2 separate regions of the Homo sapiens genome follow, and region 1 is linked to region 2. Evidence: chromatin loops called from intact Hi-C (ENCODE). Cell type or tissue: PC-9. All regions are shown on one strand. Each heading gives the region's core, and the rest is flanking DNA. Links, peaks and the distances in the headings are about the cores only.

Region 1 (8,543 bases), core at 347-8,346, 380 kb after region 2:
GGTAATGCCTAGGTTTTCTTCTAGGGTTTTTATGGTTTTAGGTCTAACGTTTAAGTCTTTAATCCATCTTGAATTGATTTTTGTATAAGGTGTAAGGAAGGGATCCAGTTTCAGCTTTCTACATATGACTAGCCAGTTTTCCCAGCACCATTTATTAAATAGGGAATCCTTTCCCCATTGCTTGTTTTTCTCAGGTTTGTCAAAGATCAGATTGTTGTAGATATGCGGCATTATTTTTGAGGGCTCTGTTCTGTTCCATTGATCTATATCTCTGTTTTGGTACCAGTACCATGCTGTTTTGGTTACTGTAGCCTTGTAGTATAGTTTGAAGTCAGGTAGCGTGATGCCTCCAGCTTTGTTCTTTTGGCTTAGGATTGACTTGGCAATGCGGGCTCTTTTTTGGTTCCGTATGAACTTTAAAGTAGCTTTTTCCAATTCTGTGAAGAAAGTCATTGGTAGCTTGATGGGGATGGCATTGAATCTATAAATTACCTTGGGCAGTATGGCCATTTTCACGATATTGATTCTTCCTACCCATGGGCATGGAATGTTCTTCCATTTGTTTGTATCCTCTTTTATTTCCTTGAGCAGTGGTTTGTAGTTCTCCTTAAAGAGGTCCTTCACATCCCTTGTAAGTTGGATTCCTAGGTATTTTATTCTCTTTGTAGCAATTGTGAATGGGAGTTCACTCATGATTTGGGTCTCTGTTTGTCTGTTATTGGTGTATAAGAATGCTTGTTATTTTTGCACATTGATTTTGTATCCTGAGACTTTGCTGAAGTTGCTTATCAGCTTAAGGAGATTTTGGGCTGAGACAATGGGGTTTTCTAGATATACAATCATGTCATCTGCAAACAGGGACAATTTGACTTCCTCTTTTCCTAATTGAATACCCTTTATTTCCTTCTTCTGCCTGATTGCCCTGGCCAGAACTTCCAACACTATGTTGAATAGGAGTGGTGAGAGAGGGCATCCCTGTCTTGTGCCAGTTTTCAAAGGGAATGCTTCCAGTTTTTGCCCATTCAGTATGATATTGGCTGTGGGTTTGTCATAGATAGCTCTTATTATTTTGAGATACGTCCCATCAATACCTAATTTATTGAGAGTTTTTAGCATGAAGGGTTGTTGAATTTTGTCAAAGGCCTTTTCTGCATCTGTTGAGATAATCATGTGTTTTTTGTCTTTGGTTCTGTTTATATGCTGGATTACATTTATTGATTTGCGTATATTGAACCAGCCTTGCATCCCAGGGATGAAGCCCACTTGATCATGGTGGATAAGCTTTTTGATGTGCTGCTGGATTCGGTTTGCCAGTATTTTATTGAGGATTTTTGCATCAATGTTCATCAGGGATATTGGTCTAAAATTCTCTTTTTTGGTTGTGTCTCTGCCCGGCTTTGGTATCAGGTTGATGCTGGCCTCATAAAATGAGTTAGGGAGGATTCCCTCTTTTTCTATTGATTGGAATAGTTTCAGAAGGAATGGTACCAATTCCTCCTTGTACCTCTGGTAGAATTCGGCTGTGAATCCATCTGGTCCTGGACTCTTTTTGGTTGGTAAGCTATTGACTATTGCCACAATTTCAGAGCCTGTTATTGGTCTATTCAGAGATTCAACTTCTTCCTGGTTTAGTCTTGGGAGGGTGTATGTGTCGAGGAATTTATCCATTTCTTCTAGATTTTCTAGTTTATTTATGTAGAGGTGTTTGTAGTATTCTCTGATGGTAGTTTGTATTTCTGTGGGATCGGTGGTGATATCCCCTTTATCATTTTTTATTGCGTCTATTTGATTCTTCTCTCTTTTCTTCTTTATTAATCTTGCTAGTGGTCTATCAATTTTGTTGATCCTTTCAAAAAACCAGCTCCTGGATTCATTAATTTTTTGAAGGGTTTTTTGTGTCTCTATTTCCTTCAGTTCTGCTATGATTTTAGTTATTTCTTGACAAAGGCACTATTTATGAAGATTCTCTACATTCTTAACTTAGTTGGAAAAGCGGAAAGTCACCAGAGAGAGAGTTACATTTGGGTCATGGTGCATAATATCTTTGGTATACTATGAGTGTTCAATCACCCTTAAGGCACAACAAAATGAAGATTTTCTGATTTCTATATATTTTAATTTAACTAATATTTATTGAGTAGTTGGTATCCAGAATGCATTTTAAGACTTTGAAAATGGTCCAGGCATGGTGGCTCATGCCTATAATCCCAGCACTTTGAGAGACTGAGGCGGATGGATCACCTGAGGTCAGGAGTTTGAGACCAGTCTAACCAATATGGTAAAACTCAGTCTCTACTAAAATATAAAAATTAGTTGGGCGTGGTGACATGCACCTGTAGTCCCAGCTGCTCGGGAGGCTGAGGCAGGAGAATTGCTTGAATCCAGGAGGCAGAGTTTGCAGTGAGCCGAGATCATGCCACTGCACTCCAGACTGGGCAACAGAGTGAGACTCCATCTCAAAAAAAAAAAAAAAAAGACTGTGAAAATGAATAATATGACAACCTAGATCTGGCATAAAAATATATGTCTATATACCAGCTACATATATGTGTGTGTGTGTATATATATATATATATATATGTATGCCTTAACAAGACCCACCCAGCCTTAGCAAGACGCACTCATGCCTTCAGAGATTCCAATATAAAGATGTGTGTGTGTGTGTATATATATATACATATATATATCTCTATCTTCTTCCTCCCAAAGTCACTAAAATTATATCAGGGAGATAAAAATTTATAAACAAGATTTGGAAAAAGATGAACAGTGGGTTCAATGGAACAATCTAACTTTGCTCCCATCAGAAACCACTATAAAATCACTGTAAAGGGACAGATAGACAGACAGATATAGATATGCTTTTAAAGATATATACCCAAAAAGAAATGAAGATAATATAACAGCACAAAATTTGGGAAGTCAGGAAAGCAGTCATATGAGTGTTAACTAAAGAGCCTTGCAGACCCAAGAAAGAAATGAGGAAAGCTGAAAACTGACCACATCTTCACTTCTAAATTGCCAAAAGTCTCAGAAATCAGCAGTTTCAGATACCTCTGGAACAGGAGATTAAGGGGGATGGGGAGCCAAAATAAGAAAAATTGACTGGAAGATTTAAAAAAAGCAATTGGAAGCTGGGAATGGTGGCTCACATCGTAAATTCCAGTGCTTTGGGAGGCTGAAGCAGGAGGTTGCTTAGGCTCATGAGTTTGAGATCAGCCTGGGCAACATAGCGAGATCCCATCTCTATATAAAAGTAAAGTAATAAATAAAATAAAACTAAAAAACAATTGTATCCCCCTCCCTAGATTCTATTCGTGTCACTGAGTCAATTCCCTTTCAACACAACGGCATAAGTCTAGAAAGTTTAAACAGAGACTCAACTGAGAGGGAAGCCATGTCATAATTGAGGGTGTGAGTGCCAGCCTGAAAATGTGTGGGCTACCTGATTCCTAGCAGATAGGCCCTACTCTTCAGACATAAGATTAGAAGATATCTCTCTAGAGAATCAGCAGAAGTGGAAAGACTTAATGTAATATTTGGGGTTCCCCCGAGAGTCGCCCAGCCAAATTGTCCTACAAGGAAACTCAGCCTTAACAAGACCTACTCATACCCTCAAAGATTCCAATCAGAAATTGGATTCCCACACCCTGAATCATGGACAGTCAGACAAAGATTACCAGAATCTGAGGAAAATTTCTAATGTGGAACATACAGGCAAGAAAAAACTATACAAAATACTTAGAGAAAAATGACTAAACAGAGAGAAGGCTTCACAAAAATTCTCATTAATATCCCCAGAGAGAGGATTTTCATTCATACAGATTGCTAACAACTAAGTAGCATTTATGAAAAAAGAACAAGATGGTATAAAATATAAGACATTCAGAGAGCAAAGTAACTCTTGGAAAATAAAATTTGATAGCAGAGAGGAAAGAAAGTCAGTAGATGTTGTCAGAAAGGATGATAATGAAATCTTCAAAAACAATTATAAGATTGAGGGATCCCAGAATGAATGTGGAATGTGACAAAACAATCTATTATAAATGTGTGAAACAACCTCACTGAAAGAAGGGGTGGGATACTGACCGAAATTGTATTGGAAATGTATGGAGTCTATAAGACTTTTTTTTTTTTTTTTTTTTTTCCGAGATGGAATCTCACTCTGTCGCCCAGGTTGGAGTGTGCAGTGGTGCAATCTCAGCTCACTGCAACCTCTGCCTCCTGGTTCCAGCGATTCTCCTGCCTCAGCCTCCCAAGTAGCTGGGATTACAGGAATGCGCCACCACACTTGGCTAATTTTTGTATTTTTTAGTAGAGACGGGGTTTCACCATATTGGCCAGGCTGATCTCGAACTCCTGACCCCATGATCTGCCCACTTCAGGCTCCCACAGTGCTGGGATTACAGGGGTGAGCCACCGCGCCCAGCCTGGAGTCTGTAAGACTAAAGGTAAAAGAAACTACACAAGCACTGAACTCTAGTTGATAAAGTTATTCTCATGAGGGCACCAGTTAACAATTTCAATGTCATGATACATGTATATTGGAAATGAACAATCAAGTAAGTGGATGTGGGATGCTATGAGCCAGGATTCTCACTCTTGGAGTGTGAGTTTACATATAAGAAAAAGAAGCAGCTAGAATAATTTGTGTAATATATTAGAGCTGAAAACATCCATCTGAACTCAGGTTTTGCTTAATATGGATACCAATGTTACATATACAAATATTAAGAGATATATGTATATATGAGTTGGTATATACACATCTATTGTTTGCTCTGCCAGCCGAGAGGCCCTAGATGCAACAATATTCTGTTAGCGACAAACACATCTAGTGCTCAGATCTTGGTTTCTAATACCACTTTCTAGTAAAAGTAACTGGGTCTTCTTGGAGAAATGTCCGATTCTAGGATTGGGAAAGGAAACATACAAGGTAAGCCTGAAGTATTTTATAGTGCCAGAAAGTAAAAAATAATGCCCCCAAATAAATAAATAAATAAATAAATAAACCCATAATGTTGAAGGTATTCAAAAAGATCAAAGGATCTGACTTAAAAAACCCCTAATGGTCAAAGCTGGAATAATTCCAGCAACAAAATAAATGAAGTAGTATTAGATTATAACCCAGAGTATAAAATAAATATTTATGATACATGCTGTTATAAATAAATAATTGAATAAATAAATAAGGAAGAGAAAAGAGAAAAATCTCCCATGCAGGAGAATTTCAAATAATTTATGCAGATAAAGAGGTAGAGCATAACTCCCCACCTAAGTATGAGGGGGAAGGGGAAGTGCCACACACTTTTAAATGACCAGATATCATGAGAACTCACGGTCACCAAGACACCACCGAGCTGTGAGGAATCTGCCCTCATGACCCAAACACCTCCCACCAGGCCCCCTCTCCAGTATTGGGGGTTACATTTAAACATGAGATTTGGATGGGGACAAATATCCAAATTATATCATACACTTTTAGACAAATTTAGATAATGACACCAAAATAATTAAAATCCCAAGCTATTAAGAATTAGACATAATTTTCTCCATGTGGGGAGGAATGAGGCAGCTGCTTATTTTTTACCATTTGAAATCTTTAACTAACAAGGGTATGTATTACTTTTAAAAAGATAAAAGTGGCCGGGCGCGGTGGCTCACGCCTGTAATCCCAGCACATTGGGAGGCCAAGGCAGGTGGATCACCTGATGTCAGGAGTTCGAGGTCAGCCTGACCAACATGGAGAAACCCCGTCTCTACTAAAAATACAAAATTAGCTGAGTGTGGTGGCAGCTGCCTATAATCCCAGCTACTCAGGAGGCTGAGGCAGGAGAAGTGCTTGAGCTCGGGAGGCAGAGGTTGCAGTGAGCCAAGATTGTGCCACTGCACTCCAGCCTGGATGACAGAGCGAGAGTCCATCTAAAAAAAATAGATAAAAAGATAAAAGTTGGCTGGGCACAGTGGCTTAAGCCTGTAATCTCAGCACTTTGGGAGGCCAAGGCGGGTGGATCACCTGAAGTCAGGAGTTCAAGACCAGCCTGGCCAACATGGTAATACCCCTTCTCTACTAAAAATACAAAAATGAGCCAGGTGCGGTGGCAGGCGCCTGTAATCCCAGCTACTCAGAAGGCTGAGGCAGGAGAATTGCTTCAACACAGCAGGCGGAGGTTGCAGTGAGCCGAGATTGCACCATTGCACTCCAGCCTGGGCGACAGAGTGAGACTCTGCCTTAAAAAAAAAAAAAAAAAAAAAAAAAAAAGATGAAAGTTATCTTGTAATGACTAAGATGCCATTTCTGTCATGAGGAATCTTGTAATCTGTACAGAAAACTGGTTATAAAAGGGGGATGAAAGGAGAGAAAGAAGTAGGGAGGTGACAAAATCTTTATTGAATGTCTACTTTGTGCTATGCATTTTGCTGGATAAATCACATACATCATCTCATTTAATCCTTCTACTGTTGCAGTGACTCCCCCCCCTTTTACTCTGAACAATGAAGGCTTGAAAAGGTTAGCTAATTTATTCAAGAGCACAAAACTTCTCCATGCCAGAGGAAGGAATCAAACCCAGGTCTATCAAAGTCTTAATTTATGTACTTCCTCATATAGAAGGCAGTCATCTAAGTGCTAAAGATATTTGGATATCAGCAAGATTTTTAAGATAGACACTGCTCTCTTGCTAGACAAAGTTGTAGTAAAGGACAGGGTTACCTTACAGATCTAGGACACAGCAGGATAAGTCAAGCTCCAACCCCTTGGTGAGACCTTCTCCAGAGAAGCAGACCGCTGAGGGACAGTTTTTGATGTCTGTGTCCTATCTAACATATACAAAACTCTTAACAGCTGGAGAGATGAATGATTCATCTAAACCCATCCCAGGAGTCCTGAAATCTTCCCCTTTGTTGCAGTGAGACACATTAACTGGAGGAGAGATGGCCTCCTGCAAATCTCCATCACAGTCAACCCTCCCATCTTCTTGTTCCACTTCCCTGTCACTCACCTATGAGATTTGGAGATAGGCTAATTTGGTCACATTATTCCTCAGCTGGTCCCTTTTGGAGAAATCTTTTTAGGTATTTTGGTCACCAACTTATTCCCTTCCTTAAAGTAATTTTTGTTAAATTCTCACCACCCTCTTAACTTTTAATTCCTCTTCCTCTTTTCCTCCTCCTCCTCCCTTTCTTTCCTCTTCCTCTTTCTCTTTCTCTTCCTTTTCTCTCTTTCTCTCAGTTGATAACTGTGCCTACCACACCTCCAGGAAACATAAACCATCAATTTTATAACCTAAAATCCAATCAACCTCCATACACATCCATTCTTCCGTTCCTCCCATGACAGAAGAAGAGGAGCCCTTCTAGGCAAAGCTAATTCTGCTGCTTTTGTCCTTATCCTGTTTACTCCTGCTTATCCTGGAGTCTGTGCCGTCTTTTATTGTCTCTCCTCTGCCTTTTCACTCCTCCTTCTCCATGAGCATCTTTCCCTTACTATAAAACATAACTAACTTGCTCCCACTGATGAATATCTTTTCTTTCTTCTTAATTCCACTTTATTTCCCAGGTGTCTGTGGAGCGTGTGCTATGTGCCAGACACTGTGCTGGGTGATGAGAATACTTTGGGAAATGAAACATCCAAACCCTGGCTTCAGGGAGCTTACAGTCTAGTGAGAGAGCAGATGATAAGTAGGCATCTAAATATAAATTTATAAATTTCCACAAATAGGGCACAGTGCTAGAGAGTAAACAGGGAGTCCTCTAAGTTAGGGTAGCCAGGAAAAAGCTCTTATCATTCCATCACTTCCATTACTGGAGTGCAGACTGTTATCTCTCACCTGGGTTCTAATGAATTCTTAACTGGATTCTCTGCTTACAAATTCCCTTTTTTGGTCCTTTTCACGTATTACTACCATAGTTCAGTGTCTAAAGCAGATCCAAACTTGTCATTCCTCTATTTGTGCCTTCAGTAGTTTCTCAATACCTGCAAGCCCAGATACTTGAGCCCAACATTTTAAAACACCTAGATGAGTAAACAGACTAGAGATTGCTCTATAAACAGAGACCAGTGCTGTGAGCAATGTTTGGTGCTGATGTTAATCTCCAGAACTCCCCTGGGCTTGTTATTTTTGACAGCCATTCTCTATTTTGATTTGTCTTCTTTAACAAAACAAAACCAAATGAAGAATGAAGAGCATCCAATGGAGGACCTAGAGCAATTGCATTCTCTCCTATGACTACTAAGTAGTTCTAAGAAACAGGTTAGGCTGTGGAACCTGCAAAGTGGAGAAGAAAGTGGCTGAAACTCTGGAGAAAGAAAAGGCCACACAGTTGACTGCTGCAGGAGACCAAATTTGACATTCTTCTTTAAAATGCTATTAGGAAAACTGGTCAACTAAAACAAAAAGAAACTAAATTTCATGAATTTCTCATTTGGTGAAATGGGCTTTTGTGAATTGGCCATTGAGTGAGTTTTCTTCAAGAGTCTAGGGGAATTTGACATTCTGACTATTTGACAGACTCCACCAGGGGGAAGTGAGTTATATGAGTCA
Region 2 (8,543 bases), core at 425-8,424:
CAGCTCCAGACATTCTATGTAGGAGGCACTCAGGGACTGAAAGGAAGAGATGGACGCTGCTTTTGGCTCTTCCACAGCAAATCTGTACTTTTACTTAGAATCTAAGTTTATCTGTGATGGCCAAGAGTCAGAAGCCAATGAAAGTTATGTGAAAACAAAAGTCATCTGACAAGTTCCCCTTTGGAAATCACTTCTGACTTTGAAGGGACAGACTACAGGAACTTCCCAAGATCCTCTGGTCCTCTGATTCTATTATCGTGAACACACAGTTATTGGCGGCCCTCTAACAACAAGGACAGTGAAATTTTTAAGACCCTTGAAGCCCTTGCCCCTAAAATATAGTCTATAGGGCCCCCAAGGGGAATATTAACTTAGAGGATCATTATTTCTGTATATTCATTGCCATCTGCTTTATGGAACGAGAGGTGGAGGCCGGGTTGTTGGGGGGAAGCTCAATGTACTGATTAGATTTAGCATTTAGCATTTATGTTTCCCTTGCTTTAGCTGTTTATGGATAATTATTGTGGTTACTTGGGAACAAATCTTATAATCCTGGGGAAGCAAAGACAGATGCAGATGCCTGTGAATTACATCCAATAGGATCAGAATATGGCTCATGAATTTTAGCCTCTCACCACCATGTAATCAGTGTTGAATTTGGATAGGTTACAGCAGAACCCTTAGGGAGAGTGAGAGAGCTGAAAAAGCTGAAATGTAAAAACAGCCAGGAAGAACATCACAGAGGCTCTTTCTATGAGGAGGAAAAGCACATACACCATCACCAAAATGACAGCAATGACCAGCCCAGGGTTTGAAAGCTGTCTCAAGATCTTCGCCATCCAGCTTGGGAAATCGTGCTCCAGGGTCTCTCCAATGACTTCAAACATTCTATTTTTGCCACTGGGGGAATTAAAAAGGGGGAGATAAGTTTATTAAGAACATATGGAAAAACCATGGTTAAAGCAAGAAAACTGGAAATCTTTCTCAATTACTGCTTAGGTCCTCTTTCAGGGTAGGAATCTGATGTTTAGCTACAACTTGCTGACACTTTGACCTCATGTAGTCAATATATGGGTAAGATACGAGAAATATGATCCCAGTATAAACATATAGTCAAAGCAGTTAGAAAATTAACCACATATTTAGGAGAAGATTTTTAAAAACTGTATTTCTAAGATTTTGATTGAAATATATTTTGTAAATAGCTCATAAGTCTGCCTCTCAGTCAGCTGCTCTTGTAGGAGAACACTCTCTTTGAGCTAAGTATTTTTAATTAGCCTTGGAAATGAGAGCAAGGAATAGCCCAGTGGAATAAAATCCACATATAATCCAATATCTCTTTCCACGCAATAGCTTCCACCTCATTTTCCACCAGACTTCCTTCATCAGATATGTTAATAGGTAAGGTAACCACACCGAATCATGGGTTTTTTCCCTCTCAGTTTCTTCTCCTGGACAGGCCCTAATGAATACCAGCTTAGCTCCACTGCTAAGCTCCATGAAGGCAAGTATCAGCTCCTATAAACTAGAAAACTGAGAACAGGATGTCTTGACTTACTAAGGAATAGCTAGAATTGTACCATAATATTCAAAATATTCATTACATCATTATTTTCTCTGTATATGCATACTGATTGTACTACGAAAAGATGTAATTTTCAGAAGAGATTTGGGTTGGGTTTCACCAAATTGTATGCATCATCAGAATAAATGTTGGTGCAACATTTAATACAATGTTTAGTTTTGCTTTTGTATTTTAATCTTTAAGCATTTTCAACTACTAAATAACAATGACACGCAAGTCCCAGATTATGGTTTTTTTCTCCTGGTCTAACCAATACTATCTTCCAGCAGACATAGTGACTCCATATATTTTGTCAGTAGTCATTGGACTACAGAGGTACAAGTTTTGCTTCACAAATTAAAGATCTACACTCTAATTTTCAAGACTTATGATACATAAGAGGGAATGAAGCTTACAAGCAATATAAGATTATAACTCCCTATTCCAATATGTTTTATTTTTCACCATTCCAAATTGTTCATACCCCCCAATGCAGCCCCAGCCAGATGGAATACAGGATAAGCAGATAAATTAAAAGTACCAAAAAAGATAAGACCATCTATCCTCCCTTCTCCAGCACCTCAGGTCATAGCTGATGAACGTAGTTAGAGTGGGGGCATTCAAATTTTATGAAATTATCCCTACACACAAAGGCCTTCTCAGCATCCAGTGTGACCCAAAGCAAAGTTGCTAAGTCCCTGGGGATTCCTGTGTACCTTTTTCAGGTCAGGTCTTTTACCAAAGAAAGGAGTCCAGATATCTTAATTACGTACAAATTATGGACGCATCTACATGTCCCTGGCAATGCCTTCTCCTGCCAGGTTAGCCAAAGTATGCTATCATACAATATTCTCAGAATTGTTTTCCAGTTGTCTGTGTCTATCCATAGTCCTGCTGTAGGCATAGCGCCACTCTAGATTAGAACAGTTTATGAGGAGGCCTGTCTTCCCAGCTGGGTGATAAGTGCCACAGGACCAGAATCAATGCTTAATGCATGGACTTAACCCTGTGTCTCTTCTAGTGCTTAGTGCACAATAAGCAGTCATTATTCATTCATTCATTCAAATTATTGACCAGCACTTTACTGTGTCCTAGATCCACAGAGAGGAAACTTCTCTATCCCCAATCTCTAGAAGTCAGCTAAACTATTAAGAAAAATAGATGCATAAAGCATGATTGCAAATGACCAATATAATAGCAGTCTCACAATATAATTTTAACTTTTAATACTAAAAAACCTGCACCTAGTATACTGATAGCAACAGGAGGCAGCCAAATGCCTAGGCAGATAGGGGCAGGTACCTGGTGAAATGCCACCTCCAAGCCAAAGACAGTTTAAAGCCTGAAAGCCAAGGTCCAAGTTAAATCCTCAGACCGGATTGAGAACTTGTCTTCCTGTTTGGCGCACTTTCCTCTGATTCATCCCCACCCTTCACCTATTTTACATATACCTACCCTTTCCTAGTTGGGTTTCTATACTGTCGTGTCTACCTTTGAGTGACACCTTCACTTTAGCCTTTTTTGCATACTCACAAACCAGTCAGCACACACTTCCATCCTGTGCCTATAAAGACCACAGACTCAGTTGGTAGAGGGGAGAGACGGCCTGACTTTGGGGAAGAGTCGGCCTGACTTTGGAGAAGAGACAACCTGACTTTGGGGAAGATGACCTGCCCTTCCTGGCCCCTCTCCAACTGCCCTCTCTGCTGAGAGCCAATTTCATTACTCAATAAAATTCTCCTCCTTCACCATCCTTCAATAATCCATGTGACCTCATTCTTCTTGGATGCTGGACAAGAGCTTGGGACCCACCGATTGTGGGAACCCAGGAAAGACTGTCACACTGGCCCTTTGCCCTCTCCAGTGGAGGGCAGCTGCCCCACATGATGAGGCAAGGGGCCAACTGAGCTGCTAAGACACTGCCATCCATCAGGCTGAGGATGGTGGAACTCAGGAAGCATTGTAACACCCCCTCTGGGGCTTTAGGGTCATAGGCACTTGGGCACCATTGCATTCTCCTCAAGGTGACACACCTGGTCTGGCCACGGGCCCCACATGGAGCTTGCTCCTGTGTCAGTGCCCAGTGTGTCTCGCCAGATCCCGCACTCACTTGCCCACGTGCTTCCTCCCACAAGGGGTTAAGCACAGCAGGCCGAGTAGACAGGGTGCCCCTCTGTGAGTCCAGTGAAGAGGCTGAGAAACATCCTGTGTCAGTACAAGCTCAGTTATGAAAAATCATGCATGAAAGGCAAAACAGAATATAAAATGCTAAAAAGTTGTTATTTCAGGTTTTCAAGATTATGGGCCATGTTTCTTTTCATGTAAAAATATTTCTACAATGTTTAGGTTTTCTAGCATAAACACATATTATCTTTGCAGTAAGATGAAAATATATGAAAAATAAAATTGTCATAATGTAAGCAGGGATGTATATAAAAACCTAGAGAACTATAAATTGTTCAGAATTATTGACATAGATGGGAGGAAACATCAGGTGTCAGGAAATGCTATAGAACAATTAGAATTGCCTTCATCTGGACATCTTTAAATTGTCAACTATTTACGATAAATCCACTTACTAGCCTATTGGAATAATTTCTTGGAAAATTTACCCTCTCTAGCCAGGTCTTATAAAACCAGACAAGCTAGAATATCTCATCAAATTGCTTTACTGAATGGATAAATATACTATAGCCATCTTACCTGAAAACTTCCCTACACTGGAGAGCAACTAGCCATCACTGTGATACCTCCAGTAACCTAGTTCAAATTTATATTTCCTAAATTCCTGCTTGCCCAGGATCTAGATAGAGTCAGACAACCTTCACCAGGAAGGTTAAGCAAATCACCTAAAACTTGGGGTTCATAAAGATGACAAGCTATGAGGCACCCACTAGTACAAGCATACAAGCATTCTCACCTCATTTCTAGAGCAGGACAATCCTTTCAAACTTTTAAGTCCAGACAAATAAACAATGCAAACATCCTTTGGCTCTAAAGTGAGGAAACTGACATGAAAAAAAAAATCTAAATAGCATAGAGATAACCCTTCCCAGTACTCCATTGAAAATATTTAAAATTCCCTGATTTCTCACAAATCACCCTAAAGAACTGACTCAAGTAACCAAACACTACTTGTTCCCCAATAACCTATGGAAATTAAAAAACAAATAAATAATTTTAAAAATAAAAAATAAATTTCCCTGATTTCAAAATAGTGATTTACATGCCATAATTTTGCCTAAGTTTGCCAATTAGGAAAGCCAGAAGAGTTAGGGCTTAAGAAGCTGAAATTGTGCAACTATTGTTCATGTCTAAGACGTATTGTAAATCTGAATGCATCTGTGGAGATCCATGTTTACATTGTGTGGTTTCCCTTACAGGCAGCTAGGGTCCTTTGCTATGTTTTACTGAGAAGGATCAACTTCCAATTAATAGCTTAATGCACACCTAAACTTATCCTGGATAATAAGTAGTGTGAATAATTTGCAATTAACTAAAGCCTTTGAATGGCATATTCCTTGAACTTTGTACTCTGAGATTGGTTCGGAATTTATTGAGACGAATGTCTCATCAAGACTGTAATTTCATATTTAGTCTCCAGATGTCACTGTCTGCATTATTTATTTCAGCCCACTTGGAAACACACACACACACACACACACACACACACACACACACACACACACAACGGAATTAACAGAGCTTCTCAACATCAGTTCTCTGAGTAGACAGAGGTCCAGCTAGTTTAACTCGATCAGCTGGCTTAACATTTTCTTGTTTTCCAGCAAAGCAATAACTCAGACTACTGTTAAGAGTGAAAATGTCTCTTATATACTTAGTCTGTCAGCAATGAACCTTTTGACTTTAATTAAATAACTTGGGTCTGACAACATAATGGAGGAATTATATGTGGGCATTACAGCATCATGCATATCATTCACATGGCTTTTTACAGTCTCATTTCCTTCACTGAAAAGGAGAAACAGCTCAAGTGCATGCTGGCCAGTGAATCAACATGCAGAGATTCTTGGGAGAACTTGTAGTAGATTCATTTCTAAGGCCCTTTAGGGAAAGAAACTTCATCCTCCAGATCCCAGGGACTTAGGTTTCTGATATGTGTCATAGAGAGAAGAGAGCTCTGTCATAGAGAACTGTAGAAATGTGTATCTCTAAATTGGATCAAGGAGCCGTTGTGACTCTCGATTCCTGACTTGAATGATAATTAGGAGAGAATATATATGTGGAACAGCCTTAATTTTTTTCACTAGCATGTGATATTTTGGATAACAAATTGGGTGGCCCTCCTTATGCTCATTAGTATTTAGTAATAATTCTCTTTCCTAGGTAAAGTGTGGGGTATTCTCTCTCTCTCTGTCTGTCTCTCTCTCTCTCTTTTTAAGGTAGTAATGCACAAGAGAAGTAGTGATAGCTGACCACGTCTGGATGTGACGGCCCAGAGTCAGGCAAACTCACATCCAGACCACTGTCATCAGACCTTGCTCTTAGCTATCCTCTAACATGGAAACAGCTCAGATTCACCATACATATTTTACCCAGGCAGAGCCTGGAAAAGTATAAAGTATTTTCTCTTTTATGATTCCCAAATGAGGAAATAGACAGAACTTGCCTAAGAATCTCCATGTCACCTATTGAACCTGAATACCCAAAGGATCTCATTTCTTTCTTTTTTTTTTTTTTTGAGACAGAGTTTTGCTCTTGTCCTCCAGGCTGGAGTGCAATGGCACCATCTCAGCTCACTGCAACCTCCGCCTCCTGAGCTCAAGTGATTCTCCTGCCTCAGCCTCTCAAGTAGCAGGGATTACAGGCACCCACCACCACACGCGACTAATTTTTTTTTCTTTGTATTTTTAGTAGAGACGAGGTTTCACCGTGTTGGCCAGGCTTGTCTCGAACTCCTGACCTCAGGTAATCTGCCTGCCTCAGCCTCCCAAAGTGCTGGGATTACAGGCATGAGCCACTGCGCCCAGCCGGGATCTCATTTCCACCAACCAAAAATGTCATTGTTTGGGGGGAAAAAATAGCTTATACAATGAATGACCATTCCCACCTCCACCCCCGAAAGAACACGATGCCTGAGTCAAATTTCAAAAGCAAGAGACCTGAATGGACCACAATCAAAAGATGGTGGGAGGGACACGATCATGTACAAGACAGGCATTGTGGACAGGAAGAGGATGAGCAGTAGCATGCCCAGGTAGAAGTTATTTGATCTGGAAGCTTTGAAGACCCTGGCCTCAGGAACATTGCAGCACATAACGGCCCAGCACTGGAAGTACATGGATGTATGGAGTCGAAGGATATTGATGCCTGGGAGGCTGGGAGCAAAGAAGGAGCCCATCCTAGAAAGAAAACAGAACTCTGCTCAGTTTTGAGTCTTTACTCCATAACAAAGTCACACTGCACCTGTTTATTTGACATCATGCTTCTTTTCCAAAGGCAGAAAATACACTGCCACTTTCAACCAGACAAACCCTTTTCATAAAGAAACTGCACTTATCTATTTCCAACTTCTAAACACATTTTGCCACTTTCCCCATTATTGTAGGAATTGCATATCATAATTATTTCATAGAAAGGATGCTGTAACTAACTATACCTACTATCATTAGTGAATTTAAACTACAACAGAGTAAACAATATTTACAATTGTTTTACTTCTTTCTTCTAATTCTAAAATAAACTTTCCCCAACACTTATATCATTGACTAATACACCTATAAATATAACTTGTTAAAAATAATTAACCCTTAAAGTCACTTCTTCTACTCAAAAAAACTGTACATTTGCATTAATCACTTCTGTCATGAATAATTAGTTTTTGCTTAATGACAGGAGGTCAAGGTTGCAGTGGGCCACGACTGTACAAATGAAAAAAGTTTTTTGCTTAATGAAAGAAAAAAATTAAAATAAATTTTCTCTTTCTGATGTTGATCATTTTCTCTTTGTAGGTGATATGGTGTTTTAAAGCCAATTGCAATGATGTGTTTGTGCCTCCTAAAATAGGGTTTTATTGAAAATTTATAACTAGCTTATAGGTTTTTGAGATGAAAATTCCACACATTTATTTAAATTTAGTTTATCTGTTTACTTTCTTACTTTAGCTTGTCTTGGGAATTCTCTGCTTTGTGCATCTGAGTTTTTATAAGCATTTTAAAATACTACTTTTAGGTGGGAACAACTTAGGTGTGGTCACTTTTACTTGATGGCTTAGTTGATTATTTCAACAAAATAAGTTTCACTCTTCTTGGATGAGAAAATTCATTAGCACCATAAATCAATATAAATAGCAATTTATTATTTCAAAATCAAAAAGAAGATATATGTGCACTTATTTTAAAAATGTAAGGGGAGCCCTGTCTTTTAAACTGTCCTATCTATAATGAAGCCCTCAACATTTATAGCTAGGTTTAGCATTTTGTACTCCCTGAATAGTTGTTTAGCCAATCCAACGTAAATTTGGTTCATTATAGAGACATTTTTAATTTAGATGAAGAAATTAGTTTCCACTATAATTGAACTTTTGCCAACCCAAAGTTAACTCATTTATTTGAAAAGTGGAATATTGTCACAATTTGGGCTGTCTTGTTGACAAGATTTCGGACAATAGATACGAATGATATTTTACCATAATGAATTGAACAAAGACTTTGTAGGAAGTTAAACTATTTTTTTCTAATGAGAAGACAGATTTTAAAACAATACAGTATACTTTTGTTACAGGACAGCAAGAGAGAGGGAACGCCAAAAAAGTGAGCAAGTAAGCAAGTGATAGTCCCAGCTAATGGGTTAGAATTGCAAAGCACTAGATTATACTCCCCAATACCAATACATGTTGATGTAATACACTTTGAGTCTTCCTAAAAATCAGGTGGTGACATCACTTGTTTTGGCCAATAAAGTATGAATAGAAATTAGGTCCTTACTGCTGGGTAGAAACTTTAAAAGTCCTGTGTGG

What was found. Hi-C counts contacts between places; a loop is a spot of excess contacts. Peaks named below come from ENCODE experiments on the same cell type or tissue, not always from the same donor. Only the 100,000 strongest peaks of a DNase experiment are listed, where the experiment ranks them.
Region 1: a loop joins it to region 2, with 4 times the contacts of the local background. A loop is called at or near these places in 2 of 110 quality-filtered maps.

Annotation. Positions count from the first base shown.
Region 1 is chr9:72,444,117-72,452,659 of GRCh38, reverse strand. No RefSeq gene overlaps it. Among named protein-coding and RNA genes, the nearest start is that of TMC1, 73 kb to the left of the region's middle. RefSeq lists an enhancer at 8,208-8,467. In PC-9, for the core only: CTCF peaks have their summits at 4,932 and 5,144; a DNase peak (open chromatin) is centred at 8,009; H3K27ac peaks cover 584 bases.
Region 2 is chr9:72,819,226-72,827,768 of GRCh38, reverse strand. It overlaps TMC1 (transmembrane channel like 1), which reads right to left. Exons shown (of 24, transcript NM_138691.3): 20 at 6,688-6,927; 21 at 775-900. Among named protein-coding and RNA genes, the nearest start is that of LINC01474, 51 kb to the left of the region's middle. In PC-9, for the core only: a CTCF peak has its summit at 5,176 (motif pointing right); a DNase peak (open chromatin) is centred at 5,178; H3K27ac peaks cover 136 bases.